Regions from separate parts of the Homo sapiens genome. Here all the other regions are linked to region 2. A link is a contact called in ENCODE Hi-C data. All regions are on one chromosome and are shown on one strand. The core of a region is the stretch at or near the end of the contact, and the rest is flanking DNA. Distances in the headings are between cores, read along the strand shown. Region 1 holds the start of NUP54 (nucleoporin 54). Region 2 holds the start of BMP2K (BMP2 inducible kinase). Region 3 holds the start of RASGEF1B (RasGEF domain family member 1B).

The links. Hi-C counts contacts between places; a loop is a spot of excess contacts on that map. Pooled maps may share reads with other maps.
Region 1: a map of CD4-positive, alpha-beta T cell shows a loop between it and region 2 (5-fold over the local background). The contact joins the promoter of NUP54 here to the promoter of BMP2K in region 2. A Hi-C loop is called at or near these places in 2 of 168 maps with a recorded cell type or tissue (CD4-positive, alpha-beta T cell and naive thymus-derived CD4-positive, alpha-beta T cell) and 7 of 50 pooled maps.
Region 3: a map of sigmoid colon shows a loop between it and region 2 (9-fold over the local background). The contact joins the promoter of RASGEF1B here to the promoter of BMP2K in region 2. A Hi-C loop is called at or near these places in 3 of 168 maps with a recorded cell type or tissue (CD8-positive, alpha-beta T cell, sigmoid colon and tibial artery) and 5 of 50 pooled maps.

What each region holds. Positions count from the first base shown.
Region 1 is chr4:76,147,110-76,151,235 of GRCh38, reverse strand. It overlaps NUP54 (nucleoporin 54), which reads left to right and starts at 2,839. Exons shown (of 12, transcript NM_017426.4): 1 at 2,839-2,928. The coding sequence starts at 2,862. LOC124900718 (a long non-coding RNA gene) reads right to left here and starts at 2,687. Exons shown (of 2, transcript XR_007058144.1): 1 at 2,634-2,687; 2 at 1-2,029. RefSeq lists an enhancer at 2,730-2,889.
Region 2 is chr4:78,774,798-78,778,773 of GRCh38, reverse strand. It overlaps BMP2K (BMP2 inducible kinase), which reads right to left and starts at 2,424. Exons shown (of 16, transcript NM_198892.2): 1 at 2,053-2,424. The coding sequence starts at 2,230. It overlaps BMP2K-DT (BMP2K divergent transcript), which reads left to right and starts at 2,804. Exons shown (of 1, transcript NR_186689.1): 1 at 2,804-3,976. RefSeq lists silencers at 1,520-1,720, 2,082-2,751, 2,842-3,091 and enhancers at 1,295-1,925, 2,558-3,188.
Region 3 is chr4:81,469,119-81,473,293 of GRCh38, reverse strand. It overlaps RASGEF1B (RasGEF domain family member 1B), which reads left to right and starts at 1,387. Exons shown (of 14, transcript NM_152545.3): 1 at 1,387-1,524. RefSeq lists a silencer at 1,046-1,455.

The DNA.
Region 1 (4,126 bases), core at 1,590-4,089, 2.6 Mb after region 2:
CTCTGTAATAGTGGTATTTGGGGCCAGGTAATTTTTTGTTTGGGTAGGAAGGGAGTCTGTCCTAGAGTATTTTGCAGCATCTTCAACTTCTACTCAATAGATGCCTGTAAGATCTTCCCAATTGCAACCACCAAAACTGTCTGTAGACACTGCCAGATGTGCCAGGGGATGGGAGAAGTAGAAAATTGGCACCAGTTGAGAACCACTGCTATAATGTCATGTGGCTAAATCATTTATTTAGAGATTTCTGATGTCAGATGATTGTCTTTTCTTTGATACTGGTCATTTCACCCATAAAAAATTCTCCTATATCTTCCTGGAGGGCGAAGGCCTGGCTGCCAATGTTCTGGGAGCAGTAGGGGAAGGTGTGTATAGGCATGCATTTCCACTCAGTCTTCCACCATTCAGTAGGGCACTACCCACTCTCAATAATGTCTGGTGCCCCCAAGTCCAGAGACACTACTATTTTTTTTTTTTTTACACTGACGGGGGGTGGGGGGGAGTCCCCACTGTGTTGCCCAGGCTGGCTGAACTCCTAGGCTCAAGCAATCCTCCCACATCAGCTTTCCGAGTAGATGGGACTATAGGCTGGTGCCACTGTGCCTGGCAAATACTATTTTAATCACTGTAGAGAAGAATCCTCCATTATTTTTCTAGAGTGGGGAAGAAGCATTCACTTGGCTGCACGAGGTCAGAAGAGGATTTGGGGAGCTCTAACTGCTTCTTAAATAGACTTTCAACCAGTTCCTCTCATTTTAACTTCCCTTTACCCCAACTTATGAAGATACGTGATATCTCCAATTCCTGAGCTTCTGGCAGATTCCATAAATTAATCATTGGTTTTCCTTTCTGCTAGACTGGGAGGGCTGTTTGTTTTTTTAAGGTAAGCTGAGTACTTAGCCATTAGACAATGTGCTAAATCAGGGGTGTCCAATCTTTTGGCTTCCCTGGGCCACGCTGGAAGAAGAAGAATGGTTGTTTGTTTTTTTAAGGTAAGCTAAGTACTTAAGCGTTAGGCTATGTGCTAAATCAGGGGTGTCCAATCTTTTGGCTTCCTTGGGCCACACTGGAAGAAGAAGAATTGTCTTGGGCCACACATAAAATACACTAACAATAGCTGATGAGCTTTAAAAAAAATCGCAAAAAACCTCACAATGTTTCAATAAAGTTTACGAATTTGTGTTGGGCTGCATTCAAAGCCATCCTAAGCCATGAGCCACATGTGGCCTGTGGGCCGCAGCTGGACAAACTGCTGGTAAATCAAAGCTCCTTAACATGCTAAGGAAGGTCTTTCAAGATCTGGTTTCCACCTATCTGTCATTCATTCATTATTTATTTCCCCCTGTTATATGCCAGGCACTTGTGATGGGCATGGAACAAGAGGGACATGGTTCTTGCACTTATGGAATATATACTATTGTAAGGAAAAATTAGATTGATAAATTATCTGTGACAAACAGTGAAAGAAGGCAGGGCAGTGGGTATGAGAGCATACTCAGTTTGTAGGAGTCAGACACGGGTCCACCATTCACCAACTTGCCCAAGCCAGAAAGCAGGAGGTTGTCCTTGAATCCTTACTTCCCACGTCCAAATACTACGAGTCTCATATATGCTATTTCTTAAGTATCTCTCAAATTTATTCTCCTAATTCCACTGCCAGATGTAATCCAAGTCATTATCATCTCCTACCTGTGCAACTACAACAGACTCCTAAAAGCTCTATCTTCCTCAGGCATTCTGGCTCCTTCCAATCCATTCTCCTTATGGCAGCCAGAGGGATCTTCTAAAAACAAAATTCTAGTCATACTAGTCCTCTGCCTAAAACCCCTTAAAGGTTTCCCATTACCCTCAAGAAATAGTCTGAAATCCTTACCATAATTTACAAGGCAATATAATATAATGGTAATTTTTACAAATTGGGACTCTGGAGTGGAGAAACATGAGTCCAAAACCAGACTCCAGAACCTACCTGCAAGGTGACTTTGGGCAAGCTGCTTAACAACTCCAAACCTCAATTCTCTCATCTCACCTGCAAAATACAGTTACAGAATCTTCTCTATTTATTTATTCTGAGGATTAAATTATATTACAAGTACAACAGAGGGGGCCCACTCTTCCCCTCTTTTTCAGTGCTCCCCTTAGAGCTGTGGTTAGGAGTATTTACTCTGTAAACAGCCTGACCCTTTGGTACCTGTTTCCTCTTTTATAAATTGGAGATAGCAGCAACCCACCTCATAAGATAGCTGATTAAATTATGTAAAATGTCTAGAAGAGTGCCTGGCACATAGTAAACGCAACGTGTTTGCTACAATTCCATTCGCTTTCATTTCTTCCAACGTGCATCCTCTTTACTGCTTCTGCTCCGTCTACTCATCCTTCAGCACTGGGTTCAAATACCACCTCCTCGTGGGTGTTGGGGGGGTTCTCAACCCCAGCCCTGCTGCCCGACCTCCCAGGCCCGCTAGTTGATGAGGCAGCAACTTCAACCCTACCACATACAAATTCTAGCTGTCTACCGCGTATCCCTACAGTAACAACTTCAGCCTCTGCACACCTTTCCCAAAGAACCTCCCTACGGCAGTTTTTAAAGGACTCTCAGGCGGCACACCCTCGCGAGCGTCCCAGCATTTTACCTTAACAGTGACACCCCACAGCATGTGAAGCCCACCGGAAGTGAGCTGGCTGGGGGCGTTCCCTCACAACCACCCACCTCCTACGCCCTTGGCGCCTTCCGGCCTCTTAGGCTAGGTCAGAAAGGAGGCGGAACTCGGTGATCTGACTGGCGGTTTCCCGGCCGGACTGAGAAGGGGAGCGCGCTGCGCGTCGCAGGAGTAACCTACTTGGTCTCCTGCTTTCGCGACATGGCCTTCAATTTTGGGGCTCCCTCGGGCACCTCCGGTACCGCTGCAGCCACCGCGGCCCCCGCGGGTGAGTGATCCCCCTAGACCTTCACCCGGGAAGAAGGGGAAGGGTCTGGTCCGCCCCCTCTGTCCGAGACTCTCCGACCTGGGGATCCTGGAATCTCCCGCCGACGCGGAGACTTTAGAGGCATTGGAAAAGGGCGGGCGGCGGCAGAGTGGGCCGAGGCGGCACCCGAGGAGGCCACGGGGGTACTCGGGGTCCCACTAGAAGCTCGCTTGCCGCGCGTGAGTTTCCACAGGGCCCTGGCTTGAGCGGTTCGCTTCCCGCTGCCGGGGAGTCCTACTCAGAGAAATTGGAGGTTGCTTCCCTCTCCCCTTGCCCGAGAACCTCCCTCCCCTCTGCACCTCAGCCTCCTGGATGGGCGGGAACGCTTGCGTGGTTCCCGCTGCCGGACTCGGCGAGGATAGGGCTGGGGATCCACCGGCACTGCCCATTGACTCCCTTAGTTCCACCCCCGGCCCCCTGTGGTCCTCGCTGTGGGGTTTATCCGTCATGCTTCTTCCATCTGCCCCACCCCACCCCCACTCTGCTTTCTTAAACTGTTTGGAGCAAAACCAGGTTTGTTCACTTCTGTGAAACCTCCTGCTGATTCTTCTAATCCTTATCTTGCTTTCTTTTCTTTTTCCCTCTCCCCCTTTTTAAAATTTTGTTTCTTTGCCTACACGCCTATCAGGATTTGGTGGGCTTGAGACTGCCAACTCCACCGCCAGTGGGTTTAATTTTGGGGGTTTCGGATTAACTGCTAATCCTGCAGTGAACTTTAATATTGGGAATTTCGGTGTTTCTACTACCTCGGCGACTCCGTTCAATTTTGGTAACAGTCTGGCAAGTGCAGGTAGATACTGCGGGTTGTATGTGTAACCAGTGTTGGGAGCTGGAGTCCAAGAATATTGTGGTTCCTGGAGTTTGGGAAAGAACAGTTACTTGTCTAATAGGGAAAGGAAATTTATTTCCTTATCTCGAATCAAAAACATCTGTATCAAGTTTTTACTGCCTTAAAAGATGTGGTTTAGGAAAGTTTTGCAAGTTACAGTGTTCCTTTATTAAATGTGCACTTATCTTCCAAATGATAAGCATTTGGATTATAATTTTGAATAGATCTTTAAAATTATTAGGTAGGACTTCCAAAGTATAAACTCACCACCAGTCAAGCCCATCCTGGGATTCTTGGACTCCTGCAGTCATTTTTCATTTTTTCTGCATC
Region 2 (3,976 bases), core at 1,175-3,674:
TCACGCTTAAATGCGAACTAGACTTGTGCTTAAACATCTTGTCTAAATTGTGGCACTATTTATTAGGAAGGGAGAGGGGATATTAAGCATCTGAAATAAGACCGGCCAGGATCAAAATTAAACTGATTATACATAGACAATTCCAGTTGTGTGGGTGATGGAGACAGAAAAAATACACAAGGAAAGAAAACCTAGGCCTTGGCCTCCCTTCTAGGAAATTAAAGCTGGGGTGTAGGATGGAGAAGTTTCATCTTCTAAAAGGATTTCTTCAGTCCTTGCTTCCTCCTAGCATTTGATTATTGACTTTTCAAGAGAAATGATACATTTATGGCAAAAGTCAGTGGAACACTCTAACAGTGACATTAGCGCTTGAAATAAACTTTTATTCTTCGTTGTGGTTGAACGAACTCTCCTTTTGAAATTCATCTTTATTACTTTCCAAAATTATTTTTTTATTGAAAATGGCTTGCTTAGGGTAGTGATAAGATATGCTTAGGGTAGTGAGTAATACAAGTTACAAATTCAAAATCTAATTTGTGAAATGTCAGTATTTTTTTTCTATTAAATAAAAGACCCATCTGGGATTTAGTGGAATGAGTGAGTGTAACACTACTCAAGCTACATTTCAATTAGTTACTAAAACAATTCAAAGACAGAATATGGCATTTGAGTGAAGAGCCATGTGCTTTTAAAACCTACAACACAATCTAAACCAATAATTGAAATTCATGTGTAATAAAGAGCTAGAAAACTTTATAGTATAGTAAATCTTTTATAAAGACCACTCACCACATATTCATTCTTCTGAAAAACTAAGGATCCTCCTTCTCCCACCTCTCCAAGTTTCGGCTAAGATCATTATTCTGAGCAATGGTTCACGAAACAATGATATGTACACTTGAATAATTCACGATTTCTTTCTCTTTCAAATATTTTATACAAAAATCTTCAGGTTTTTTCCCTTGTGCTAATTTACTGTTGTGTATAGCATTTCAAAAAATACAAGCGGAATCTCAGTCTACTGTTTTCAAACCACATCAACGTCTAACGCTCGGAGAACTGAATCCACTCTTCGATTTTTTTTATCTTAACCATAGAACTTAAAAGGGCCATTTATCAACAAAAAGTATTTCTTTTAAAGTGTTTATTTTGTAGTATCATTTTGCAACTAAAAACTCAAAGGCCAATGAAGCATGCAGCACACAGGGCAAGTATTTTCTACAAGGCAATTATGCCAGAAATACAAAACTAAATTCTAAGTTCTTCTTTTAAAATGGAGTAAACTTTTTTTGTAAGTAGACTTCTACCTGCCGTCATAACCTGTTCCAGATCATGAAGGACCGACCACAAAACCTCGTTAAGTGAAAGTTAACCTGCTTTTATATCACCTTTTAAACTACTATCAAAGAGACATACTGGGAGGGCATGAATAGCACCTTGTCCAACAGAGAAGATTCTAAATAACAAAGATAAATGGGCTCCAAGTTTACCTGCTCCTCAGTGCAACCTACTAACTGAATTTAGAGCAAAGGATCACCTCCAACACGCACACATGCACACAAATACATTGTTTTTCAACAGATGACTGAGCTGCAGCAAAGCCCAGCTTGACACCAGGGGCTGCAGGGTCCTATGCCCTGCAGCGCGGGTGGAGGCTTAGATGAAAAGGCCAACGCATGACACCCGTCTGAGCCACAGCTGGCAGAACGGAGCTTCAACCCTGTTCGATCTGACCCTCTAATGAGTCACTGGCCCAATCGTAACACCAACCCACTTCCTAGCCCGTCTACTACCTATTTTCTCGCGTCAAAAAGCACAGAAAATGATTTAAACTAGGCATGAGAGAACTGTGCACCGGCCGGGGCAGCCAGCGGCAAGAAAAGCCAGCTTAAGAGAGAAAGCCCGAGCCACTCTTTAGGAGCCCCCGCTGGCCCGGCAGCAGAGGAAGAATGGGGTATAAGAGTCAGTCCGGAGGGCGAGGACCCGGAGAAGCCGCCGCCACACCCCAACCCTCCCTCACCTGCCTGTCCGAGCCTCCCCGGGCGCCCGTACCTTCGGCCAGCGACTCTTCCAGGGTGACCTGGTGGCGGCCGACCGCGAACACCCGGACCCCCACGGACGAGCCGCCGGAGCCGCAGCCGGCCCCGGCCCCGGCCCCGCCAGCCCCGCCACCCGCCGCTCCGCCGCCGCTGCCGCCCTCCGACTTGGGCATCCGAGAGAACTTCTTCATGGTCCCGCCGGCGAGCTGGAGGGCGCAGGGAGCGTGCAAGGGCAAGTCCCCGGCCCGGCGCGCAGCCGGGCGTCCGCGAGGGGTCGCCGCCCCTGGCCCGTCCGAGCGTGCTGCGGCCCGCCAAGCCTCACATTCCGCGCTCCCCAAGCGCACAGCCTGGGCCCCGCCGCCCGCTCCGCGGCTCCGCTGCAGCTGCCCGGCTCCCGCAGAGGGCGGTGGGGAGGGCGGGGACGGGGCGGGGCGCGAGGGGGCGGGTCCGAATCCAGGGGCGACGCCGCCGCCTCCGCCAGTGCCCCGGGCGTCCCGCCGCCTCACTAAGCGCCTGGAGCGCGAGCCGGGGTAGAGGAAGAGAGCGAAAGAGGCTGGGCGGCCGGCCCCTCCAGGGAGTGGGCTAGACGTCTCAGGCCACAAACCCGCAGGACCGCAGCCCGTCGCGCCGCCGCCGCCCCGGCCGAACCCGCGCCGCCCGCCACTCGTGGCCGTTGGCGGGGGGGGGGGGGGGGCGCTGCTGCCAACCGCTCACTGAGGCCGGGCGACCCGCGCAGGCGCGCTGCCCGCGCCGCCGGAAGTGACGGTTCCGGCTCTTGTCACGTGGAGGGGGACCAAGGGAGGTGATTGTGGGGGTTGGGGACTAGGGCAAAGTCGGGGGTCCCGGGTCCGGGGTTGCGCCGGGAGGGTACTGGCCAGGCCCGACTTCAAGCAGGGAGGTGGCCCGGGACTGGCTCCCGCGCTGGTCACGCACCGGGGTCCGTCATCTCGACCGGGAGTCGCTGTGCCACTCTAGGGGCTTAAAAATGCCGCCAACAACTTTACCCCTGCTGAGGAACTTCTCGCTTCGTTTCTTAGCCAGTTTTCCAGGCCTTCTCCCTTGAGAGTCTCCTTCCGCTCGCCCACCCTGAGCGTAGGAGGTGGGAGCAGGACGGAACTGGAGTGGATTCCAGTAACTGGACTTCTAAACCGGCTCGGTGTCGTCGCGCTCTGTAGCGGACGCTTGTGCTGGGAAGCGTTTTGCAGTTTATAAATTACTTAGGAGTACTTTAAACATCTCACGCCTGCTGTACCACAGCCATGTGGGGGTATTCAGAACAGGTATTAAGGTCGTTTTGCAGACCATTCATCACTCTTGGCTAAAAGAACTTAACGGAGTCGCCCAAGGTCACACAGCTGGCTCGTGGTAATTGGGGACCATTCTTTGATTCATAATTTTGTGCTTTTGGCCACCCTGAAAAAGTAAGGTCAGATCGTTGAAAAACGGGCAGATTTAAGGCTGTTTGGAAGCAAAAGCGACCACTGCGTTCCCCTCAAATCAAAGAGATTTGCACCCCCTACCAAAAAAAAAAAAAAAAAAAAAAGCCCTGTTGTATCAATTTCATAAACTGCAGGAGTCTCCCGACTGCAGGGTGAAGCAACAAAATAAATATGGGTGTAAAACATTCAGGAGTGGTAGGGAATGGCAAACTGTAGAGCCTGTGTAAAGAGAGCAGCCAATTCTCAGCTCCAGCCTACTTTTCCACAAAAGAAGATAGGCACACACACTGTGCCCAGAGGTTCCAGTTTCTTAAGAGAACCAAAAACCTGGAACTGTTTTCTAATGTGGCATTTCCCTAATTTTTAAAATATAGATCAAATAAATTGTATCTGCAGGACTCCAGTATGCACCTTCTATGAAAGTAGATGAATGTGGTTCTATCCCCACCCCTATTTCTTTATTCTTTTTAATGAGATAACGGGTAGAAACATTAGAAA
Region 3 (4,175 bases), core at 138-2,637, 2.7 Mb before region 2:
CAGAATCGGGATGCAAAAACTGAGCTTGAAAAATCAACCAACCAGTACAACCACAACAGCAGGGCAGGGCCACCCAGCCTCTGTGTTTCACTCTGCATGGCTGGCCCACCAAGTTCCCTTGGCCTTATGGCTTCTCATTTAAACTGCAGAGAAGCTATGGTTAAGTCAAAGGCTCAAGTAGGTTAGAGTGAATTACTGAATCAGAGGAGTCCTATTTACACAAAGGAGGGAAGGAGTATCATAAAGAGGAAGAAAAGTAAAAGGAGGCATAAATGAAGAAAATGAAAGAGGAATCCGCTAAGAATAGACAAAGTGAGCGTCAAAATGACTCCACCCCAGGAAGGAGAGGGGGAGGGACCCATGGAGCAGGAGGGAAAAGGATTCCTCCCCCTCAGTAATCTTAATTATAACAGTATAGGACAGGTATGAATAGTGTTGTTTTATATATGAGAAAACTGAAGCTCAGAAAAGCTGTATCACTTACTCAAGGAAATACAGTTGGTAAGAGTCTCCTAATTCTGTAAATTTTTTCTTTTCATAGGTCTCTTTCTTCCCTTGTTTCCATCATTATTTCCCTCTGGCCTCCTTTTATGTGTACAAAGTGAAGTACGGAGGTTTTTACCTTTTTTCTGAAATAGTTATCAAATATCCCATGATGGAGTGAGTACGTGGTTACCATGACAACACAGCCCTCACTGAGGACTAGCCTCCCTGCTTTGCCTCCGGAATCATGTTTCACGGAACAGGTTCCTCTCCGTGCAACTTCTAGCAGCTGTAATTCTACATTTTGTTTGGGTGATTATTTGCTGAATGTCTGTCCTCCACTAGACTATGTAAGTTTCACAATGGCAGAGACCAGCCTACTTTGCCAAGTGTGCCCCCAGCGTTTTGCACAGTGCTTAGCACCAGGATCTATGTGTTATTTGCTAAGCAAATGTTCTGTGGTTCCTCTCCGCTCTCTTCTGAAAGTTACATGGACAGTAACCTTTAGCTCACAATTATGTTAATAAATACTGTGTAACGAGTCGGGCCGGTATTTACAGATAGTATACACGTGAATGAACACACACACACTCACGACTGCACAACAGCCCGGGGCAGGTGCACTCAAGAGGAAACGCGCACAGTCGGAGCCAGCCTGACCAACGCTGTTAAACACCGCTGCGCTGGGCTCCGCGGGCCTCTGCCGCGTGGGAGGGCACCCAGGCTGACGCGCTGCGGGAGTCTGGGGCCCACTGGGACTTGCCTGCCGGGCCGGGTGGCGGCGGCGTGGGCGGTGAGCTGCGCGGTGATTGGCCCGCGCCTGCCGGGGCGGGGCGGGGCTGGCAGCGGGAGGCAGGCGCCTGAGCCAAGGGGGGCGTGCGCGGCGGCGGCTGCCGTAGTTTCAGTATAAACAAGGAACCCGACTGGTTAGACAGATTTTGTTTTTCTTCTTCCCGCGCGCTTTAGCTCCCTGTCCTTTGGTCGCATTTGTGGGCGCGCGGCACGCAGCCGGGAGGCCGAGGACTCGGAGTTCACCTGCAGGTAGGTTGTTCCCTGGCTGGGTTGTTCTCCCGGCTGGGGGACCACAGCCCGGAGCGGGAACTCCGGACCCTACTGCGCGCTGCGCTCTCCCTGGAGATCCCTGGGCCGCGCGGGGAGCGAGCGGGGCTCAGAGACTTCACCGGCTGCCGGGTGCGCTCCGAGGCGGCGGGAGATCCCGAGGCGAGTGAGCGCGAACGCGGGCGCCAAGAGCCGAGTTACAGCCCGGGACCGGGGGAGGGCCCCTGCCCGGCCGCTGCGGGTACCTGGGACTGCCGCGGCCCCAACAGGTGCGAGGCCGAGCCGCTGGGACCCGGGCAGGGCCAGGCTTGGGTTGGGTTGGGTTGTGCCTTCCCTCTTTCTCCCTGATCCTGCAGCCAGGCCTTCTGTCTCGAGATAGGTGGTTTTTGAGGATTTGTCTTGAGTTGTAATCGCGTCCATCATTTTTTTCATCCCTTCTTTCCTTCGTGTGCATACCTAGGTTGATTCTTCCACTTCTTGACCAGTTTTGTGTGCGTGTGTGTGTAGGGGGAGCTGTTTATTTTTGTTGTCAGTGCCATGTAATCTAAAGTCTGACTCGTAGGAAGGGACAAGGGAACAGAAGTCACATACTCGCCACCGACAAGGTGATGTGCTGTCATCCTTCGGTGTTCACCTGGCAAACTTGGGAGACACTGAGTCGCCTTGCTTTTGCCAGAGCTCAGTTGAGTCGCCTCGGGTCACCTGCCTGGGGAATCTCAGATGAGCTAGAGGTATCTAGGAGCCTCGCGGGCAGTCAGCTTAAGGGAGGTTCTTTCTAAGGGAGCTGTGAAAACAACTTAAGTGCTGCACCAGGGAAAAGGGCGAGACGGGGGCTGGGGTGCGCGCGCCTTTGTGTGTGTGTATGGACGTACCATTTCAATACTGCTTGCTGTCTTGCCCCAACCAAATCGGCGCAGTTCAGGCAAAAGCAACGTAGCTTAATCCTCTGACACTGCCGAGGGTGGCACAAGTGTGGCAGATAACACAAGGAGATTGTCTAGACGGCGATTTTCTCTTCGGAATGTAGATGTGTCCATCCTCCCTGATGAATTCGGTGGATATGGTGTATATAGATGAATATGCACACAAATTTGTGTATGTGTTTGGGCCGAACGCGTCTCCAAGGAGTCCTTCGTCAGCACCATGTGACGACGGTCAGGAACTGCTGGTGTGTGTAGATCTATATTTAGCTCAGATGGTCTAATGGCCGAAGGGAGGGTCTCTGAACTGGGTGCATAAAGGGGAAGAGTCTAGGGATCAGGGTGGTGCACTCTTGAATGATGTCTGGCACAGTCACACTCAGATGGGGTGAATAATTGCCCTTTCCTCGTGAAAACAGTAGCTAGAGCTTGGCATGTGATGGCTATGCCTTAATTTAAAACATAGTTGGACCATGGCGATAAGCCTCTGCTAAGAAACAAGGAGGTTTACAGTTAAGCAGCGTATATACCTGGTTGGCCGTTTGGGTGAAAATAACTGGTCCCATGAGATTTAGAACAAATATAGAGTTGCTTTCTTTAATAAAAAGAAATAAAAATTATTTGCTGTTGAGGTTTTCATAACAGAAAAAAAGAAGGCAGCTTGTTAAACCCTATCATTAAAGGTAATTTTATTTTTTTAAGTGAGGGGCAGTGGTGGAGCTAGAGAGGAGGACCTTAGGGCACTTTTGACAGATATCAGGGTTTACAAACAGCGTTATATTATGCCTCTCAAGCAGATTTTCTGGTGAAGATGAGATCAGCCACTGATTAACAAGTTTCTTGTTGGCATTCTTCCACTGCATGTCGGGTCAATCCTTTGTTTTCTTGGAGGTGGGCAACATTTCTAACTACTAAGCATATTGGCCTTGTACTTTCCAGTTGTCTAACGAAGTGTTACATTCTTAGAATTTATTTCTCCTATGGTGCATTTTCAGTCTTGCTTCATTTTATGTGCTCCACTGGATATTTTATCTGATACTAACACATCTAATACCTGGGAATCATACTGTCTTTTGGAGAAGAGAATCACCAGAAAGCATTCCCATGTATTGTCTCCCGCTAACCCCCTACAGCTTAGCATCTAATAGATTATTTATATGTGTGTGTGTGTGTGTGTATATATACACATATATGTACATATATACATATGTATTTATATGTATAACTAAATCAAAGTATTATAATAACACATAGTTCTTATATAACATTTTATTCTTAGAACCTAAAATTAACTACTAGTTAATAGAGTACAATAGACTATATAAAAACAATTCAATACACCTTTCTAAGGAAAAAGACATGGTAAGAAAATTGAAGGGGAGGAGCTGGGATCCCTAGTATGACTCAGGAGTGTTGGGATCAGCTTTGTCAATATCCGCAGAGTACCTGGAAGAATTGGACTTGGGAGGAACATTGGGATAGCCCCAGGAGAGCACCTCCTTGGAAAGGAGATGGGTGAATGGAATGTCTTTTTCTTTGCTTGGGAGAAGAATCTAGAATCCTTGAAGCAGGGATTGGGAAACTTGATTCTGATGCCACACATAATAAATGAAAAAGCTGTGAAAACATTTTGTGACTTCTTAAAGAGGCCAATTGCACTGTTAAAAATGCTGTTTAAGATTTATGGGATTTTTATTAGTAGTAGTTGAATTC